Linked DNA regions of Mus musculus: region 2 is linked to region 1. A link is a contact called in ENCODE Hi-C or POLR2A ChIA-PET data. All regions are on one chromosome and are shown on one strand. Each heading gives the region's core, a stretch centred on a gene start or an enhancer-like site at or near the end of the contact. The rest is flanking DNA. Distances are from core to core; before and after follow the strand shown. Region 1 has its middle 38 kb from the start of Gm51967. Region 2 has its middle 16 kb from the start of Gm51967.

The links. A loop is a pair of places that touch in the nucleus more often than their neighbours do. ChIA-PET counts read pairs that join two places held with the same protein, here RNA polymerase II (POLR2A).
Region 2: a map of left cerebral cortex shows a loop between it and region 1 (1.8-fold over the local background). The contact joins two enhancer-like sites. A Hi-C loop is called at or near these places in 1 of 37 maps with a recorded cell type or tissue (left cerebral cortex). POLR2A ChIA-PET finds 5 or more read pairs at or near these places in 1 of 5 experiments (Patski).

What each region holds. Positions count from the first base shown.
Region 1 is chr12:8,408,803-8,413,856 of GRCm38, forward strand. No RefSeq gene overlaps it. Among named protein-coding and RNA genes, the nearest start is that of Gm51967, 38 kb to the right of the region's middle. Within about 2 kb of position 2,114, at least 1 of the 3 ENCODE cell types and tissues checked has a DNase peak (open chromatin) inside an H3K27ac peak, as active enhancers do.
Region 2 is chr12:8,463,052-8,467,721 of GRCm38, forward strand. No RefSeq gene overlaps it. Among named protein-coding and RNA genes, the nearest start is that of Gm51967, 16 kb to the left of the region's middle. Within about 2 kb of position 1,458, at least 1 of the 3 ENCODE cell types and tissues checked has a DNase peak (open chromatin) inside an H3K27ac peak, as active enhancers do.

The DNA of each region.
Region 1 (5,054 bases), core at 864-3,363:
AGAGTGAGTTCCAGGACAGCCAGAGCTACACAGAGAAACCCTGTTTTGAAAAGCCAAGAGAGAGAGAGAGAGAGAGAGAGAGAGAGAGAGAGAGAGAGAGAGAGAGCAAGAGCGAGCCCAGGAAAAGGCCATAAGCGCTGGGCCCTTGAGGTACCTGGCCCTTTCTAGGACATTGCTTAGCACCCACCTCTTTCAAGTTTGATATTCTTTTTCTTTTTGAGACACCTGAGGTCTCTCTACACAGCCTTGGCTGCCCTGGAACCTACCATGTAGACCAGGCTGACCTCAAACTCACAGAAATTCATCGGCCTCTGTCCTCTGAGTGCTGGGATTAAAGGCATGGCCACCACACCTGGTACAGGTTTGTGGATTGTGATTTTACTCCAACGTGTTCCTTTTGTTGTCTGAAGCCAAAGTGGAGAAGAGTTTCTTGCCTTTCTCTCTTAACCAGCGTTATTAATCTGCTAATCTCCAGTCTCTAGTTTCCTGCCAACCTGGACCAAATCACACATACTTCTTGTTGTCCATTTAAACCTAAATCTGATGTTAGTACCTAGAAGATAGATTTGCAGCAGCATCAACCCTCGTTAGTTTCTCTTCCCAACTGGCTGATATGAACAAAGCTCCTGCCTCGGCGTTTCACTACAGTGTTTCACTGGAGCCAAGTCTAACTTGTGAGGACTCCCGAGGCCAGACTCCTAAAGCCCCTGATGATCATCCTAATGCAACCAGTTCTCCAAACCTTATTTTGTCATGTGCAAAATTGCTCACCACACCATATTAATGCAAGGCTAGATGGCAACCTGGCCTATGCATGTGCCTAGCACAAACAGACATCCTGTATTCATGAATCTCACAGTGTCCAGAGGTTCCAGGGTGGGGCACACAAAATGGAGAGGCAGAAAGAAGACCTCCAGGAAGTGGAGGGATGCCTGGGACAAGTTCCCTGCATCTCACAGCTGGGTGTGGCCACAGCCAAAGAGAAGAACCCATAGTCAGAGTGCTGGCATACAAGAGCAAGTAACACTTGGGTTCTGCCTGTGTTATTGGACCAGAAAGATGGGAACATGAAGCCCAGTGACACTCACAATGCTGTGGACACTCAGGAGCATGGGAACTGGACAGAAGTGTATAGGGGCGAGTTCCCTGACTCTGGTCCGCATACCACCAGATCCTGGGGTAGTTTAGAGGACTGTTAAGAAGAAAGCTAGCCCAGGCACTATCTGTGGCTCTCTCAGAGCTGTGCCATGCTCAGATGGGGAGATGCCTCAAAAGGAAAGGAGGCACATAGCCACGAAGCTGCTCCCACTACACCAGAGAGAAAACCATTAGAGGGCTTGTGGTCAGCAGTCAGTAGGGGATGAGACAGAGCTGGTAACAATGCTCAGAGGGTCCCTGCCCTGGGAACAAACACATCCAGCTCTGGAAGATTGAAGATCCCACACAAAACAGGAGGCATCCTCTCTCTAGCTTGAGGCTTCCGGCAAGTTCTGAAAGCCCTTTCTTTATTAGTGAACTAGAGAGACCACACCATCCACTCATCTCCCCCTGTCCCATACCAAACAGCAATGCATGTCAAGAGCCCAGCGTGAAGCTCTCATCAAAGAGATAGCTACTCCTGGGGGGACTCGGGGGTGTATATGATTAAAGTACGTTGCGTACATGCATGGAATTCTCAAAGAATAAAATTTTTAATTAAAAAAAGTAATAAGGGAAATCTCGAGGGGCATGGGCTGGGGTGGGGAGGAGGCACTCAGCGGCTCCTGTGTGGAGGCCTTTGAGGCCCAACATTCCATCCCTGGGGTCCAGGGGTGGGGGTGGGGCTCGCTTCCTCTGACTTCCTTCTATGGTCAGCTGCTTTTGACTACAGAAAAACACTCTACAGAGCCCATTAGTGGTAGCCAGGGTGTCTGGGGTAGCCTCATTCTGGGCCTCAGTTTTCTGGTCTTTGGGTACAACAGAGATGCTCCCTGGAACTTCTAGGCACTGCAGTCAGTGTGTTCTGATCCAGGCTCCTGCAGATGAGCGCAGACTAGGAATTGGGGGGGGGGGGGGATGGCGCAGGGCCCAGGAATGTTCCCTGGGGGTGTGCACTTCCAGCTCACCTTCGCAGCTCTGCAACAAGGCTTTCCGGATATTTTTAGGAAGCTTTGGCACCTTACGGGTTGCGACTCCCTAGAGCAGCTGACAAAGATGTGGGAAAGCTGCTCTGCTCTCCTGGGAGTGAGTGGGGGAGGGGTGTTAAAAATAAAGAAAAAAAAAGTGTCCTCCTACCCTCCCACATCACGCTTGTCGGACGGACGCATTAATCGGGGGCATGTACCACGTGCTAAGGGGTTCTCAGTGGGTAGCAGCAGAGCGTCCTCTCACGCACTTCGGTTCTGACGCCATTCCCTTGCAGATAGTGCCCATTCATCCCACAGGCTGAGGACTCAGTCAGTCCTCATGACACCTACCCCACTCTGCATGCCAATCATAAGCCTTAGGGGTGGGAGCACGTGCTTCCCCCAGCAAGCTATAAAGCACGGATTCTCACATCTCCTGCCTCGTGTTCAGTTAATTTGCTAAGACAGCTTACAGAGCTCAGGGAAACACTTCACATAGGTTTGCTCACTTATTACACAGGATAAATGAAGGATTCAGATGAACAACCAGACGAGAGAGATGAACAGGTAGATTAAGTCTTTCACCTGCCCACTCCTTCCCCTCACTCCTCACACTCCACCCTGACTTCCCTAGCCCCTCCCCCTTCATGCCCTCTAAGTTTTATAACCCATCAATTCTAGTTTGTGCTCCTGTGGGGGCCGCAGGCATCCACTGGGGCACGTTCAGCCTTAAAGAAACTGTCCGTTCCTCCGCTAGAAGCAACCAACTGTCCATTGCTCCATATAGGCTCATGTAAAATGTTGGCCTGATCATGTGCACAGGCAACCATGGATGCTGTGAGCTCATGAGCAATGCAGGCTGGACTGCCAGAAGATATTTTTTCTCCAGTGCTCCCCCACCTCTGGTTCTTACAATCCTGCCTCCACCCTCCACAGTGTCCCGGAGCCTTGGTAAGGGTGATACAGATGTCCAGTTGTGGCTGAGCATTGAGTGGGGACTGCTACCATTTCTCTGGTCACCTCCACCCCCATACCTCCTTATGGACAGCATCTGGAAGCTTCCTGAACCTGGTTCATTCGGGTCCCTTAAAGGCTTTGCTAGGTGATCTAACTGATGATCATCACCCACAGAGACCAACTCAACCTTCAGCTCCTCTATCGTTTATAGCGGTTGGGGTCAGTCTTCAGTCACCAGAGTCTTGCCTGGTGATCAGCTAACACCCTGAGTCTGTCTAGGGAGTCATCACCGGTCATGTCATCAGTGGACAAAGGCATCCTATCACTCTGCAGAGCCTGAAGATTTTCTGAGTTGTGTGACAGGGAATGAGACAAAAATACATGTATTTCTTATTACATCACAATGTAACAGCAGAGGCCCAGGGTGTGAGTGTTCAGAGTGTGGTACTTGGTGTGCCGGGTGAGACTATCTGGCTGTTGCAGAGCAGGATTTCCTCAGAGTGTTCTGGAAGGATGCTCTTGTACATGTATGTATGTGTAATAGAAAGTGAAGACAACAGTGACATCAGGGTATCATTGTTATCTTGTTTTGTTTTGTTTTTTCTATTCCAGTAAGTACCTATTGTGTTCTGCTATGCTCAGGCCCTGGGTTGTGAAGTTTGCTTTTTTTTTTTTTTAAAGCAATCAGGACTTTTTTTAAAAAAAGATTTGTTTGTTTGTTTGTTCGTTTAACGTATATGAGTACACTGTAGCTGTACTGATGTTTGTGAGACATCATGCGGTTGCTGGAAATTTGAATTCAGGACCTCTGCTTGCTTCCAGTCAGCCCCCCTTGCTCCGGCCCTGCTCAGTCTGGCCTAAAGATTGATTTATTATTATATCTAAGTACACTGTAGCTGTCTTCAGACACTCCAGAAGAGGGCGTAAGATCTCATTACAGATGGTTGTGAGCCACTATGTGGTTGCTGGGGTTTGAATTCAGGACCTTCAGAAGAGTAGTCAGTGCTCTTAACCGCTGAGCCATCTCTCCAGCCCGAAGCTTGCTTGCTTAATTAATTAATTAATTAATTAATATCACAGTTTCCCCTCCCACTTCTCCTAGTCCTTTCCCGACACCTCCCCCCTCCACTCCTCCTCCTTTTCTCTTCAGAGAAGGGGAGGCCTCCCATGGATATCAACCAGCCTTGGCATATAAGTTGCAGTAAGATGAGGCATTTCTATTCAACCAGACAAGGCAGCCCAGTTAGCGGAAAGGGTCCCCAAGGCAGGCAACAGAGTCAGGGAGAGTCCAGTTCCTACTGTTAGGAGTCCCGCATGAAGACCAAGCTACACAACTGTTACATAGAAGCTGGCTGTGTAGCCAAAGATGACTTTGAACTTCAGATCCTTTTTCTTCTCTACATTCCAAGTGCTAAGATTAGAGACATCGCTAGACATCGTTTATGAGGTACTGGACGGGGTTATCCTAGGGCCTAGGCAAGCACTAGACTAACTTATGTACATTCTCAGCCCAAGGCCCACATCTTCTACCCAGTCTTTTACCCCTCTATTTACTCTGCAGATGTGCACCTAGTGCTTGCTCTGTGAATTCCCTGGGCCATGTTTTGGGAACTGAGATGAACCAAGACTCGCCCTTGGGGCCTTGAGTGGCAGATCCAGAAGAATGACAAAGAACGAAGGTAGAAACACAAAGGTGGCTAGAGAGATGGCTCAGTGGTTAAGAGGACTGACAGTTCTTTCAGAGGTCCTGAGTTCAAATCCCAGAAACCAGCGGTAGATCACAACCATCTATAATGGGATCTGATGGATCACACCCTCTTCGGGTGTGTCTGAAGGAAGGAAGGGAGGGAGGGAGGGAGGGAGGGAGGGAGGGAGGGAGGAAGGAAGGAAGGAAGGAAGGAAGGAAGGAAGGAAGGAAGGAAGGAAGGAAGGAAGGAAGGAAGGCAGGCAGAGCTGTCCAGAGATAGGTGAGACCAGAGAGGTGACCCAGAG
Region 2 (4,670 bases), core at 208-2,707, 54 kb after region 1:
TACAGGAGAAGCCGCTCAGCTCCTCCCAGGGACCTAGCAACAGCTTAGTCACCATCTGCAGCCATTACCTGCTGCCAGGTGTGGGTGGCACACCAGGTAGAAAAGAGTGCTTGCTACCTGCCTCCCTCCCTTTCTCCCTCCCCCCCTTCTCTCCCTTCATCTTTCCTCCCCTTTCCCCCTCTTCCCAAGTGATCCTAGCCAGCCTTTCTCTCCCTCCAGTCTGCCTCTACCCCTTCTCCGAGCCATTAATTCCTCCCCTTGCCCCAAATCAACCTTCTTTATACCAGGTCTGTCGAATGTGTGATTTCTCAGAGGGGCAACTTGGCATGGGCCCACCAGGTACCCCTGCCTGCTGCCGCATTCTATTTGACAATAGTAGGTACAATGGGGCCAGGTGCCATGACCGTACTTGAGTGAATAAAGCAGGGATTGGAACAGCTCCCACTTTATTGCCTTTGTTCAGTACAAGAATGTGCCACCATCCCCCCTCCATCACCCAACCATCCCATTCAACCCCCACCTTACCACCCCATTCACCACCCTACCACCTTACCACCCCACCATCAATCCCACTCCTACCCCCTCATCCCACCCACATCCTGATCTGGGCTGAAACCCAAAGAAACAAGAAAGACAGTGAGGGTTTGAGCAACCACCCTCCACTCCTCCCTGAGCCTAGTAGCCAGGGCTGTCTCCATGAGCAGGAGGGGTCACTCCTTCCTGAGCCTAGCAGCTAGGGCTGTCCCCATGAGCAGGAGGGGACACTATGGTCCAGCTTAGCCTCGTCCCTGGAGCACTGAACGCTACTCTTCTCCTGCCCCATTTTAGTTAAGATGTCAGCATTATGGGCAATCCAGTGGAGAATTTCTAATGGGGTCAGAGCCCTGGGCACTAACATCAAATGCTTCTTCCTTCTCATGGGGACAGATGGGATTAATGGCCATTGTTCCAAGGCCCTGTGCATTAAGACACCGAGTCCTTTGCTGAAAGATAAATTGCATATCTGCCCTGAGGGAGGATGAATCACATTTGATAATTCCCTTGATTAAAGCCCATTTATTAAAGATCCTGCTGGTTTTTTTTTTTCCTTTAATAGATTGGGGGCTGATTCCATAAAGAGAAAGGGACATAATAACCAGGTCCCTCCTGGCCAGAAAGCTTTGTCTCCAGAGAAAGTAGTAAGTAATGTTGCTCAAACTATAGACCAGAAGTAGCCTTGGAAGGAGAGGGGCAGGGAGAGGGAAGAGATGGGAGTAACAGAAGCGCACACAGGCGCAGGTGAGAGCATTCAAAGCCCTGTTGCCCTGTTACCCTGAGGAATCCACTCTCAGAGTGCGTGGGCAACCCTGAGGTTCACCTGAACCACAGGCTACAAGACTAGCTGCATGTAGCAGCACTGAAAGAGAGCTCTTTCCAAACTGCCCTGGGCTCCTTCCCTGACCAAGTTACCACGGTTACATTTTAGCAGAAAGTCAGAGACGGGAGGAGTTGGGGTGCAATTATAACCCACACTTAGGACTGGGTGCCTGGGCCTGTGGAATCCATGACAGTTCCAGACCTAGAGATCCCGGGACAGGCAGGCAAGCAGAGTCTAGCTTTGAGATGCACTTATAAACCCTGGGCTGGGAGTGCTTCTCTCTCTCTCTCTCTCTCTCTCTCTCTCTCTCTCTCTCTCTCTCTCTCTCACATGCTTGGAAATAGACAGGCCAGACACCTAGGAGGTACCCTGTGGCTCAGAAGAGCATCTATCACTGCAAAATACCCCAGGCTCGGAGGCTGCAAGCCTGCATCCTGCTTAGGAATCTCAGATGTGCAAACTGAGGCAGAAAGCCTGAGTTACCCATCCCAAGCTCTATCTCCCATTCTGTATAAAACCTTGGCAGGAGGAATGGTTTAAGTGGGCTTCTGAGAGACGAGCTCGAATATGGGTGGCTTGAGATATGTGCCTATAAAAATCTGTGTGGAGCATTTTTTTTAAACACAGCCAAATCTGTCAGTGCATCTCCTGTAGCTTAGAGGCCCAAGCTTTTGGATCTGGTCAAGTTCCTGCCTTCTGCCAGGCAACAGACATCCCTTTCGGGTACATTCCCAGCAGCAGCTAACAAGAGAAAAAGTAGGCACTTACGGGGAATCCTGCACCCACACAGGGCCAGAAGAGATGCTGTTCGCTGTAGGTGTGGGCTGTGTAGCTCCTCACCCAGCTAAGTGAATTTGCAAATTTCTCTTCCTAAAAAGTATAAGAAAATGGGACAGCCATACAAACTGTCACATCAGAAACAGACCAAGGATGCCAGGTGTTCTGAGCCCTGGTTTGGATGTGTCTCTTCTCAAATGCTTCCTTCTTCATTCCATACAATGTGGCTCCTCTTTCTCTTTCTGCTCTCTTGTCCCCTTTCCCAGTCATTCCTCTTCCAGCTGTTCCATGAAGGCCACAGACCAGGAGTAGGAGATCACTTGTGCAGAGAGCCCCTTAAAGAGAAGACTCCAAGTGGGAAGGTGACAGCGCACATCTTTAATCACAGCACTCAGGAGGCAGAGGCAGGTAGGTCTCTAAGTTCAAGGCCAGCCTGGTCTACACACACACACACACACACACACACACACACACACACACCACAGAGAGAGACAGACAGACACACACACACACAGAGACAGACACACACACAGAGACAGAGACAGACACACACACACACAGAGACAGAGACAGAGAGACTCTGAGCTGAGGAGGTGGTTCAGTTGGTAAAGTGGTGGCTTACACAATCATTGGGAACTTTTTTCACATTCCCAGTACTTATATAAAAAAACAGGAGTGGTGCTGTGTGCACGGAATTCTACTGCTGAGGGAGGGAAGACAGAAGGACCTCTGAGACTTGCTGGCCAGCTCTTACCTCTCCAGATTCAGTGAGAGCACTTGCCTCCAATTCAGATATAAAGTGACAGCTGAAGGCAGCTGACATCAATGCCGTGCACACACACACGCACATACATATACACATACATAGTATATGAGGAGTGTGGTATTCACAGCTGCACTCAGGCCCAAGAGCCCACACCATCTTCCCTGAAGGCTGTACCACTCCCCACGCACCCCATCCTCAGTTGTTTACCTAGATTTCTTACTGGGTAACCTTAGCAGGAAGTGCTCCTTTCCATCACTCTACACTGGAGACCAAGTGGATGCTCTAATGCCACATGGAGCCAAATCTGCTGTGGTCCATGCCGAAGGCCCTGACCCTGGGCCCTTAAACTGTGAGGTTTCTTCAGCAGAAATTCAGGTGGCTAAGAGGATAGTCCTAGACTGGAGAAGAAGGCTCCGGGCAAAGGGCCTGAGGAGGGTTTGACCTCTCTATGTACCTAATGGAAGTTTCTCCCCCATAGCACAGCTCCTTGGGAGTGAAACCAAGTAAATATACTCTCCTCAGGAGAGGAGCACTGAGGGAAACCCGGCAGCTGCAAGACAGACCCGGGCAGCCTTACCACAGATAGAGCTGACTGCCAGGCCCCCCACAGCCCAGCCTAATTACACAACAGAGTGCTAAACTACACGTCTGGGTCAGAAATCACTGTGTCTTCTCAAGAAGGTTGTCTGAGGAAATTACCTGTCCCACCCAACCAAGGTAGAAGTGGGGAAGTAAGTCAGGGCAACCAGACTGGGTCTGGTCACCTTCAGACTCCCTTTGCCTGCATTAGCCTCACACTTGGCCTTCCCACTCCTGAGCTAGCCCCATGTGCTCTGCCCCACACCTGGCTCCTCCTCCCCATGGCCCATATCGCTATAGCTGGACCCCTGTGGTCCCACTGTAGATTTTCCCTAGAACCAGGGTGATAGGAACATAATGGAAGGTTATATCTAGAATAAAAGATTACAGACCGTGTGGTTTAAAACATTTGCCTTTACGTTGTGGCTGTTTTGCCTATGTGTATATATGTGCACCACGTGCTGCGCCTTGGAGATCTGAAGATATCAGAGCTCCTGGAACTGGAGTTCCAGACTGTTGTGAGCACCATACGGGTGCTAGGAATCAAATCCGGTTCCCTAAGCCAATATTTCCAGCCACACATTTTGTGGTTTAAACAATAGAAGTCATAGCTTTTTAGAAAGCTAGAAGTCCCAGATCAGGTTATGTGAGGACTCTTTCCGCTGCTACAGACTACGGCATCTTCCTCTTTTAATGAGGGCACTAACCCCACTGTAGGCTCCCACCCTTGACCTCATTTCACCGGTCAGGGTTCTCATAGGATTGTGAGGGCACCTGCAGCTGCACGGAGCCATGGGGTCTGGCCCCTGGACGGCTTCCTCAGCTGCCAGCCTCATGACACACTCCAGGGGATTTGGGGCAAATCAGGATAACTCAGCATCTTCTCTCTGCCTGCCTGCCTGCCTCTAATGGTCCATCTTCACAGGCTCCTGGACCAGCAGAGGTAAAAGTGCTGAGTCCCTCCCCATCCTGCACTAAGCCCAGAGGAACCTGACTAAGGCTCTCTTCTGTATGATCTATGTCTCCGTGGGCAGAGGCTGAAATACCCACTTACAGCAAGGCTTTGGAAGTGCCTCTCTCTCTCTCTCTCTCTCTCTCTCTCTCTCTCTCTCTCTCTCTCTCTCTCTCCACTCTGACTCCTCAGCTGTGAAATGCTGATTTAAAGTCCTCCCACCCCAGGCTAGTGGGCGT